3 separate regions of the Homo sapiens genome follow, and all the other regions are linked to region 3. The links are chromatin contacts, found by Hi-C or POLR2A ChIA-PET in ENCODE. All regions are on one chromosome and are shown on one strand. The core of a region is the stretch at or near the end of the contact, and the rest is flanking DNA. Distances in the headings are between cores, read along the strand shown. Region 1 overlaps EFNA4-EFNA3 (EFNA4-EFNA3 readthrough). Region 2 holds the start of SLC50A1 (solute carrier family 50 member 1). Region 3 holds the start of RUSC1-AS1 (RUSC1 antisense RNA 1).

What was found. Hi-C counts contacts between places; a loop is a spot of excess contacts on that map. ChIA-PET counts read pairs that join two places held with the same protein, here RNA polymerase II (POLR2A). Pooled maps may share reads with other maps.
Region 1: a loop to region 3 is called in a pooled map, with 3 times the contacts of the local background. The contact joins the enhancer-like site here to the promoter of RUSC1-AS1 in region 3. A Hi-C loop is called at or near these places in 1 of 37 single-sample maps with no recorded cell type and 10 of 50 pooled maps. POLR2A ChIA-PET finds 5 or more read pairs at or near these places in 2 of 52 experiments (PC-3 and WTC11).
Region 2: a loop to region 3 is called in a map of ascending aorta, with 7 times the contacts of the local background. The contact joins the promoter of SLC50A1 here to the promoter of RUSC1-AS1 in region 3. A Hi-C loop is called at or near these places in 2 of 168 maps with a recorded cell type or tissue (ascending aorta and naive thymus-derived CD4-positive, alpha-beta T cell), 2 of 37 single-sample maps with no recorded cell type and 13 of 50 pooled maps.

The regions. Positions count from the first base shown.
Region 1 is chr1:155,069,670-155,073,143 of GRCh38, forward strand. All of the region lies in intron 1 of EFNA4-EFNA3 (EFNA4-EFNA3 readthrough), which reads left to right. Among named protein-coding and RNA genes, the nearest start is that of DCST1-AS1, 7.4 kb to the left of the region's middle. RefSeq lists enhancers at 1-358, 872-1,384, 1,744-1,823, 1,899-2,411. Within about 2 kb of position 1,407, at least 20 of the 41 ENCODE cell types and tissues checked have a DNase peak (open chromatin) inside an H3K27ac peak, as active enhancers do.
Region 2 is chr1:155,134,596-155,137,784 of GRCh38, forward strand. It overlaps SLC50A1 (solute carrier family 50 member 1), which reads left to right and starts at 1,257. Exons shown (of 6, transcript NM_018845.4): 1 at 1,257-1,396; 2 at 1,704-1,781; 3 at 2,233-2,356; 4 at 2,966-3,127. The coding sequence starts at 1,317. EFNA1 (ephrin A1) reads left to right here. Exons shown (of 5, transcript NM_004428.3): 5 at 1-304. RefSeq lists an enhancer at 698-787 and a silencer at 1,058-1,297.
Region 3 is chr1:155,322,534-155,325,890 of GRCh38, forward strand. It overlaps RUSC1-AS1 (RUSC1 antisense RNA 1), which reads right to left and starts at 1,643. Exons shown (of 6, transcript NR_145424.1): 1 at 1,545-1,643. RUSC1 (RUN and SH3 domain containing 1) reads left to right here. Exons shown (of 10, transcript NM_001105203.2): 2 at 1-597; 3 at 2,312-2,410; 4 at 2,569-2,645; 5 at 2,783-2,957; 6 at 3,034-3,139; 7 at 3,331-3,357. RefSeq lists enhancers at 1-51, 2,223-2,432 and silencers at 433-672, 963-1,192, 1,233-1,432, 1,773-2,142, 2,163-2,212.

The DNA.
Region 1 (3,474 bases), core at 157-2,656, 250 kb before region 3:
TGGGCACCCCTCTGGGCAATGTGGGGTGGGTGCCAGCAGCAGCTGTGGAGCTTGGCACCCTCTCTCACCTCCCCAGCCGGCTTCCTGTGCTGAGGAGGGGCAGATGCTCCTGACAGCCCATCCGCTTGGGGCCCTGCCCAAGTCCTGGTAGCACCAACCAGGGCGCCCAGCAAAAGCAAAGGGTAGTATTAATAGCATCTGGGTTTCAGAATGCCTGGGTCCCTGAGAGCTGGTCATCCCTCCCCCTCCCCAAGGGCACTCTGGGCGGTGCCTGGCCTAGAACTGGGAAGGTGGGGTCAGATCAAAGCCTCCGTCCCCAGCGGCCTCTTTGTTCTTAGCTTTTATAAGGAGGAGGAGGAGGTGGGGCTGAGGAGGGAGGGCTCCCTCTGCTCTCAGCCCACACTGTCTCTTCCACCTCTGGTAGGCGAGGCTATGATCCCCACAAGGCCAAGTGGGGCCCTCTTTCTGAATGGTATCCTAGGTGGTGCCTGGGTAAGGGGCGCCCCTTCCCCTGCAGCTGTACTTTACCCGCCCTGGTGCCCCGCAGCCTCCACTGGCACGGTGCCGGCCCGCCTGGCACCGAGCCAGCCATCGATAGGTGGATGTTGTGCTGATTAGCTCGGCCCGGCTGCGGCAGCGAGAGGCAGCGTGTGAACATGGTTACGGGGTGTGGGGGAGACGGCGGGGTGGGGGGAGGGCGCTAGAGGTCCAGAGACCGACACAGAGGTGCTAGGGTTTTCTAACCCCTCCCCCACCCCTTTGCACACCTAGGTCAGATCCCGGTCTCTCTCGGAGGGGGCGGGGGCCCTATCCCCCACCACCATGCACCCATTTCGGCTGCCATCGTTCATGTTAATTCGATTGCTCTAGCTGAGGCCTTGGGTGGAGGGCAGCACCGCGGGCAGAGCGGACTCCAGTCTGTCCCTTCCCCCAATTCGAGGCCACCTTTCAGAAAATGCCTCTTGTAGGTAGGTGCGTGTATCAGGGCCTTCACCCCAAACCTTGATCTTTAGCGGGGGCGAGGGTCTGGGACGCGAAGGGGAGGGTGTAGTCGGCTGAAGGAGAAGCTATGGGCTAGGTCTTCAGGTCCTGGGTTCAAGTGTTCAAGTTCCATCTTTACCGTCATCCAGGAGGGTGTCTACACGTTGCCATGGAAACTGGCTTTACTGCTACCTCCGCCCCTCCCAAGTGAAGCCATAGGCGGAGTAGACTGGGAGCGACTAGTTAGCAGCCCTTTCCCTGGATTGAGAACTGTGGGGGTCTCACCCGGCTCCCAGCGGCCCCAGGCCAGCCTCCTTTTCGCAGAACCAGGCGGGCGCGCTCGCTCCCGCGGCTGGGGCTGGCGCGCGGACGCGCCGCTGATAACGCATGTGCGAAAGAGACGCGGGGCCCAGTCAGCTTTCTCCGCACTCAGACGCACGCCCTAACTGTCGGGCGCTCCCACTTGACACGGACACACGCCCCTGCCGGCCGCCCAGCCCCTTGCAGGTGCAAGGGCGGATGCCTCAGCGACCACGGGAGCCGGGCTGGGGAGGTTGGTGGGGGGCGGGGGGAGTCTTAAACTTAGGCCCGCCCAGCCACAGGCGCTCAGGCCCAGCCGGCCTTCCCTATACAACTTTCCTCATAGCATGCGCGGGCGGCTGATTCAGTCCCGGGGCGCGTCCCCATGGAAAGCCAGGGCTGAGTCCACTCATGGGGCCGAGACGGGCTGCAGGCGCTGGGAGGTCTTCCAGGCACCGGGCCTTACCCACGAGAAGTCGAGGCGTGTTCCAGGGCGCAGTTCCAGGAGGCTGGGCAGGCCTGCAAGTTTTGGGGCGTCACCGATCTCCCCTAAACTCAGTAGCGCTAGGCGGCTTAGGGTGGGGCCCTCAATTTGCTGGGCCTGCCCTAGTCTCTCCCGAATAGATGCGAAAACTCCACTCATCTTTACCTCGCCCTGTCTCCCTGTTTGAGAGCCTGAGAGTCTCTGCGACGGGCAATCCTGCTCCACACTTTCTGGGGTTTCAAATCTCCCTTTTCTTCTCCAGATTCAACCCTGAAGTTTTGTTCTTTTTCTGTCACCTCCCCCCTTTTTCTTCTTCCCTTTTATTAGTTCCTTCTTTCCTTTTTCATTCACTCAGCACATTGTGAGCTTCCAGCGCGCCTTTCTTTCAGTAGGCCAGACGCTAGCTGGGGTCGTCGGGGGATCCCCAGCGGTGACGCCATTGAAAAGGGTGCGCTCTGGCTTCCAAATAGCCAATAGAATCCCGGGGCCTGGGGCATGAGGTCATCAGCGGTGATGCCCATTGGTTCAGGTCTGGAAGTGAGGAAGGGGTCCCCATAGCAACCGACGGTGCGTCCGAGTGCAACCTGGAGAGTAATGTTTGCCTGAGCTGCTGTGGCAGCTTGGGTGGGTGCTTGGGATGGGGTGAGGAAGCTGGGGTGGAGCTCAGCTTCCCAGGTCCTGCAGCCCTAGCCCAAGCAAGCTCTTATCTCTCTTGAGATCCTTTTTCGTTCTCAAAGTAATGGTCAGCACCACTTAACGCAGAAAGATTAGGAGTAGGTTGGTTATTGGCAACAGCATTGGGGTGCAGAGCTGCTGCCACCAGGAATGTCAGTACTGAGATCCTGTGTTCATCTGCATATCGTCTGCATCTCATTTGCATTCTCTTCATTTAAGGTCAAATTGGGCAGACATCTCCACATCCCCAGCCCTGTCGCCTGTCTGTTTCTGGAATCTATCCCTGAGTGGCTCTGTAATCTGTCCCTCAGTTCTCCACCTTCATACCCCACCTCTCCCATTCTCCAGTGTCTGTTGGGGACGGATGGGGCAAAGCCAGCAACAGAAGAAAGGATAAGGAGTTTGTTCTCCCGCTGGATGTTTGGTGACAGATGGGGAGTACTAGTCTATACTGCTTGGCCCCGGCTGGGTGGAGGGTCTCCAGGGCCAAATCACCCACATGCCTGGCGGGGTGCTGGAACTAGGGATGCCTGGTTCCAGCAAGGGGCAGGCCTGCCCACCTGTCTGGTGCCAAGGCAGCTTCCTTCCTCCAATTAAACACTAATGAGGTGTCATTAACCCTTACCTTGCCTGCCAACCCTCAGGTTGAACTCAAATTCGTGGTCTCACACTGAGGGAAGGGAAGGAAAGGAGGGCTTCTGGAGAGCTGAGTGGTGGTGAGGGGACCAAGAGAAAAGAAGGCAGGGTCAGAAGCCTGAGTAGCATGCACGGTTTTCTACTGTGGGCTTCTGAAGGATTCTAGAAATGGGAGTCCCACTGTCAGAAGGCATTTATTCTTTTGTTCCTTGATTCAACAATTATTAAGCACCTCACTACTCCTACTAAGTAAATACTAGGCTGCATACTAGATGCTGGGGACACACACTTGCATAAGACAAGATCGCTTCCCTTAAGGGATCTTCAGATTACCCAAGGAGACAGACTGGCCAATGAGTAATTATAATGCAAAGTGAAAATGCTAATATAGAGCTATA
Region 2 (3,189 bases), core at 7-2,506, 190 kb before region 3:
AGCCAGGTACTGCATTCTCTCCCATCCTGGGGCAGCACTCCCCAGAGCTGTGCCAGCAGGGGGGCTGTGCCAACCTGTTCTTAGAGTGTAGCTGTAAGGGCAGTGCCCATGTGTACATTCTGCCTAGAGTGTAGCCTAAAGGGCAGGGCCCACGTGTATAGTATCTGTATATAAGTTGCTGTGTGTCTGTCCTGATTTCTACAACTGGAGTTTTTTTATACAATGTTCTTTGTCTCAAAATAAAGCAATGTGTTTTTTCGGACATGCTTTTCTGCCACTCCATATTAAAACATATGACCATTGAGTCCCTGCTAAGTGCGAGGCTCTCTGTGCTACAACAGTAGCAACTGGGTTTGAATTTCTTTCTCTCCAAAGAATGTGTGCCCCTCACGAGGCCAAAAGGGTGGGATGTTTCCTCCTCTGAGGGCTGTCCAGGACCGGAGTGCTCCTGACAGCTGTCTCTCGGGTTCTGAGCTGCACTCCACTCTGGAAGTTCTTCCTATCCGACCTCTACCCCACTCCCACTCCGTCACCGCAGGGCTTTGGCATACTACCATTCAGGTACTCACGCTGTTTCGGTGAGTCAGGGAAGCTGGGAACGCCAGCTGAGGCATGCGGCCCCGCCCCACAGCCACACTAGCAGAGACGTGTGGGAGGCTGGGAGGGAAAGTTCCCAGTAACAAGTGGGTTGGACCGGGGGTCAGTGATAGAGGCGTCAGTGGATTGGCCACGTCATGTAAAGTTGACCCGAGAGGGAGGGCAAAAGAGGAAGGCTTGGTGATTCCTGGTAATGTGTTATTTTGAGAAAAAGCTTCGGCAGCACACTCCAGAAAAAAACTTCCCAAACCCTGGGCAACTGAGGTTCTGATGTGGAGCTCTGGATGGAAAGCGTGCTGAAGTCTTGTTAAACTAGCAAGCTTTTGTTTGGAGGTCCACCGCCGAAGGCGCACAGGCCTGTGGGAACACGAGCGTTGAGACTGGGGGCGTCTAGATGATCCAAGGGGTAGGCAGAGTGTGAGCAGCGGCAGGTATCGGGGACACACCCGCGGAGCCCTAGGAAGGGGACTGACCGGGACATGGAAGAGGTCTGGACCAGGGTACTGGGAAGGCGCTCGGAGGAGAGGGGCGCGAGTTCCGGTTCGGCGTCGGAGGGAGGGTGGGGCTTCGGCGCAGTTTCCGGAGGGACGGCCCGAGCGTGCGGGGGCGGAGCCGAGTGCGCGGGGCGGGGCTCCAGAGCCGCAGGTCTGGGCTGCAGTAGGTCCCGGCAACCGCAGGCTCGCGGCGGGCGCTGGGCGCGGGATCCGACTCTAGTCGTAATGGAGGCGGGCGGCTTTCTGGACTCGCTCATTTACGGAGCATGCGTGGTCTTCACCCTTGGCATGTTCTCCGCCGGCCTGTGAGAGTGCGGCCGGGCTGGGTTGGGGAGGACTAGGCAGTCAGGAAAGGAGAGAGAGGGGACAGAGACGTGGCCACAGCACCTGGCTCGTCCGGAACCGGGATCAAAGTGGGATCGGGTCGAGGGGACCGGGGTACAAGGGCGAGGCTGGTCACTAGGCCTGAAGGAGAAGGCAGGATAGCTGGCGGGGGGGAGAGGGGGCGGGGTCTGCGGTGGTCCGGAAAGGATGACAGGCATTGGGCATCCCCCTCTAGCACTCTGCTTCTCCCTTCCCACCCCCACCCCTCCCTTCGGGGCCCCATTACAGCTCGGACCTCAGGCACATGCGAATGACCCGGAGTGTGGACAACGTCCAGTTCCTGCCCTTTCTCACCACGGAAGTCAAGTGAGGGGCCGACGGCTGCGGTAGTGGGAAAGGCTACCAGAGGGAGGTGGGGGCGGGGCAGGAGGAGCAAGAGTGAAAGAGGTTTGGCCGGGCGCGGTGGCTCACGCCTGTAATCCCTGCACTTTGGGAGGCCGAGACGGGCGGATCACGAGGTCAGGAGATCCAGACCATCCTGGCTAACACGGTGAAACCCCGTCTCTACTAAAAATACAAAAAATTAGCCGGGCGTGGTGCCGGGCGCCTGTAGTCCCAGCTACTCGGGAGGCTGAGGCAGGAGAATGGCGTGAACCCAGGAGGCGGAGCTTGCAGTGAGCCGAGATCGTGCCACCGCACTCCAGCCTGGGCGACAGAGCGAGACTACGTCTCAAAAAAAAAAAAAGAGTGAAAGACCCTTTGGGTCCTCCTCTCACACTGAACCCTTTGAGCCATGTCCATCCCCTCCACCCTGCAGCAACCTGGGCTGGCTGAGTTATGGGGCTTTGAAGGGAGACGGGATCCTCATCGTCGTCAACACAGTGGGTGCTGCGCTTCAGACCCTGTATATCTTGGCATATCTGCATTACTGCCCTCGGAAGGTAGAGGCCCTCCCTTGGACCCACCTATCTGCTGCACGCCCTGCCTTGCTGGCAGGGCAAACACTATTTCCTAGAAGACTGTAACAGCTGGCACTGCCACCTTTTCCAGGAAGGCCTCTCCAGCCTTGCAGGTCCCCTTCCTCTATGAAGCCAGCCTTCTGAGATGAACACATTGCCCCCATTTAGGCAAGGCTGGTAGCTCTGCCTAGCCTGAGATGCCTATGCTGCCTGCCCTGGGCTTCAGCCAACAAGCTAAGGGGAAAGGGCTTTTGTCTCTGATATTTCTTTCAGAGCCAGGGCCTGTGGGTGAGAATGAGATGATTAGCTCTGCGTCCCTGCTAAATCACACAAGCATTTATGAAGCTCCTACTGTGTGTGCCAAGCACACAGAAAAAAACACATATTTATCTCCCCCAGAAGTCTCCAGTGTTGTGGGTGGATAAGACTTTCCTATCAAGTTGGTGGTGGGAAAGAAGCTGTGACAGTGCAGTGCTGGAGGCCTAGACAGCTTGGCTTCCCCATTGGAGCACTGGAGAAGGCAGGATGAATTAACTCTAGCAGGGAAGTCAGAGTGCACATCTGGAAGTAAGGGTACTCTCTCCCCTGCAGCGTGTTGTGCTCCTACAGACTGCAACCCTGCTAGGGGTCCTTCTCCTGGGTTATGGCTACTTTTGGCTCCTGGTACCCAACCCTGAGGCCCGGCTTCAGCAGTTGGGCCTCTTCTGCAGTGTCTTCACCATCAGCATGTACCTCTCACCACTGGCTGACTTGGTGAGTGGGGGTGTCCAAGGAGGTAGGAGAGATAAGAGTCAGGCTCTCATAGCCAAATACTA
Region 3 (3,357 bases), core at 393-2,892:
CTGGTTGGAAAAACAACGGGAATGTTAACTCTAGCTGGAAAAGTGAACCTGAAAAATTCGACTCTGGTTGGAAAACCAACACAAGAATAACTGATTCTGGCTCGAAAACAGATGCAGGGAAAATTGATGGAGGATGGAGAAGTGACGTCAGCGAGGAGCCGGTGCCCCACCGGACAATCACGTCCTTCCACGAGCTGGCCCAGAAGCGCAAGCGGGGCCCAGGGCTGCCCCTTGTCCCGCAGGCGAAGAAAGATCGCAGTGACTGGCTCATAGTCTTCTCGCCCGACACCGAGCTCCCCCCCTCGGGGTCGCCGGGCGGCTCCTCGGCACCTCCTCGGGAAGTCACCACCTTCAAGGAACTCCGGTCCCGAAGCCGGGCCCCAGCCCCGCCAGTCCCGCCTCGAGACCCCCCAGTTGGCTGGGCTTTGGTCCCGCCCCGGCCCCCACCCCCGCCTGTCCCTCCCCGAAGGAAGAAGAACCGACCTGGACTGCAGCCCATAGCGGAGGGGCAGTCCGAGGAGGGCCGGGCTGTCAGCCCAGCGGCTGGCGAGGAGGCCCCAGCCGCGAAGGAGCCGGGCGCGCAGGCCGGCCTGGAGGGTAAGAGGTCGCAAGAAGCGGGAGGAGGGCTGGGCTTCGGCCGCTCACGCCTCCTAGGCTTCCAACCCGGCCCCCTGTCTTCCCTCCATTCTGTGTCACCCATCCTCCCCGCCCCTTCTACCAGGGAGCGCTCCGGGAAAGGGAAACTGGGTGGGTCATTGGGTTATGGGACTAACTGTTTGCTCCCTCTTCTTCCCGCCCCTTCTTGCCTGGCTGCCCATCCCGCTGCCCTCCTTCCCTCTGCGCCTGGCCCCGCCAATCCCGCCTGCAGCCGGTCCCCTCCTGCTCCCTCGGCCCCTGGTTTTCCGGTTCTCGGCCGACGGGCGCCCCCTGTTGGAGGGTGGGGGCGCAGGCGCAGCTGGGTCTCTGCTCCTGGCTCCTCTGGCCGGGTGGCCCGGCGCCGGGCTGCGGCTGCTGGGGGCGCCGAGCCCCCCAGAGGAGCAGCTGCTGCCCGTCCGCCTGTCCCCGGTGGGAGCCTATTCGCCTCCGACTCGGGGAGCCTTGCCCTGCCTGGCCAGCCCCGAGCTGGCACTGCTGCTGTCCCCGCTCTTTCCCAGAAGTAGCACCTTCCCCGCCGCGGCTCCCCCACCCCGCCAGGTACCCGCCCCCCCGCTGCCACCGCAACCTCGTCCGCCGAAGGCCCCTCGCTGGACCAGGAGCCCATCGCCTCCGCCCAGGCTACGTAAGACGGACCCGGGCTAGCCCCGCGGGCCACGCCTCAGGCGGGCCGCCCCGCCCACTCTCGCCCGGCCCCGTTTTCGCTTTTTTTCCGGGGTTGCCCAGCTTAGTCCCGCCCTTCAGTTTAAGCCGACTCCAAGCAAGTTTGTCGGCCTTGGGGAGTCTGGCCCCGTTCCTAGTGCTGGAGGGGGAAGTTGTTGCCTTTCCTGCTCCGTGGGCCGGCCCCCTCTCCCTCCAGACCCACCTGGGCATAGTGGACGCGGGCTTACCCAGCCTCCATGCCAAGTCTAGGGGGTCCCAGCGAGTCTGTTGTTAGGGGCTTTGGGTCACACCCTCTGTGGAATTCCTTGGCCTGTGCAGCTCGGGCCTGCCCCCCGACCTTGCTAGGGAGGGGTGGAGGGTGAAGCTCCCGGGAGCTCATTGGCACTAGAGGTTCTGGCCACGCCCTCTCCGCGAGTCCAGTCCCACGCGGGATGAAGAGGGCACCCTCCGCCAAGAGGCTGCTGCGGGACCCGGGTTTCCCCTTTCCGGCGCCTTCCAGCCTCCCAATCCTCGGGTCTCGCCTCCCTCCGTCTCCTCCCTTTCCCCTGTCTGTCTTTCCATTGGTCCATGCCGCCCACGTGCTCCCCGGGGCTCCGCAGGCAGGACTGGGCCCCGGGGCGGTGCGCTGGGCTACACCTCCCTCCCCGCGCCCCGTCCTCTCCCGCCCTACAGGCCCTAGCAGGGCAGGCGGGAGGTGAGCGCGGCCATCCCGCTCCCGGAGTTCCGGGATCCTGGAGGTGGGGGCTGTGCCCTGAGGGAGGGCACAGGGAACCGGGATGGGGCTGGGGGACAGCGAGTGCTGGGAAGTGTGCGAGATTTCACTCCGGGGCTCGGGTCGAGCTACCCCGTGCTTCAGGCGGTCCTGCGCCTCCTCTCCCCAAGACCCTTCGGGGACACAGCACTGCAGACCCGCCGGAGACAACTTGTGCGGGAGCCCGGAGTCCTCGGAATAACACTTGGTAAGTGTTACCGCGCCCTTCTTCCCTTACGCCAGTCCGTAGTTCGTGGTCCTTCGCCGGTGTCCCCGGAGCCCAGCGGCTGTGGATGGCAGAAGCCCAGAGTGGGACTGGTCAGCTGCAGGAGCAGAAGAAAGGTAGGGCACCCTGACTCCCGACCCCGCGCTTCCGAATAAACTGCCCTTCGCCCCCGGCCCTGCTCTCAGGCTGTCCGAAGGCAGTCTCTCCACGCCCCTCGGGCAAGCCTGGGTAGGGGCGCGGCCTCCTAGCGTCTTCCCTTTCCCACTCCTCCCAGGTCTTCTGATAGCCGTCAGCGTCTCCGTTGATAAAATCATCTCGCATTTCGGGGCCGCCCGGAACTTGGTGCAGAAGGTGAAGGTGGCTGGGGGGAGGCTGTTGGGATGAGGAGAGTAATGGAGCTCCGCGGGGGGTGCGGGAATGGTTGGCGGGAGGTGGCTGGGAGGTGTCTGGAGGGATCTCTGGAGCCATCGGCATCGCGCCACCTCCAGGCCCAGTTGGGTGATAGCCGGCTGAGCCCGGATGTGGGGCACCTGGTGCTGACCACCCTCTGCCCGGCCCTCCACGCCCTGGTGGCGGACGGGCTGAAGCCTTTCCGGAAGGACCTCATCACCGGGCAGCGCAGGAGCAGCCCCTGGAGCGTGGTGGAGGCGTCGGTGAAGCCAGGTGAGCCAGGAGGGCGTGGGACCCGGCAGTGCGCAGGGCAGGGCCGGGCTTGGCTGACTGCACCCCACGTTCTCAGGCTCCAGCACCCGCTCCCTTGGAACCCTGTATAGCCAGGTCAGCCGTCTAGCCCCGCTGAGCAGCAGCCGTAGCCGCTTCCATGCCTTTATCCTGGGCCTCCTCAAGTGAGTTGCCTTCTTTCCAGTGCCCTTCCCACGACCTGGGACTGCAGGAGCGTCATGGGTGGGACACAGTAGTAGTGCCTCACATCCCCAGAGAAGGCCCCCCCTCTTCCAATCTCATCTCCCATCCTCCACCCAGAGAGGACTGGAGTCCTCCACCTCCCTGAACTTCCATTCCCTCTTTTCTCCCCTAGCACCAAGCAGTTGGAGCTGTGGTTTTC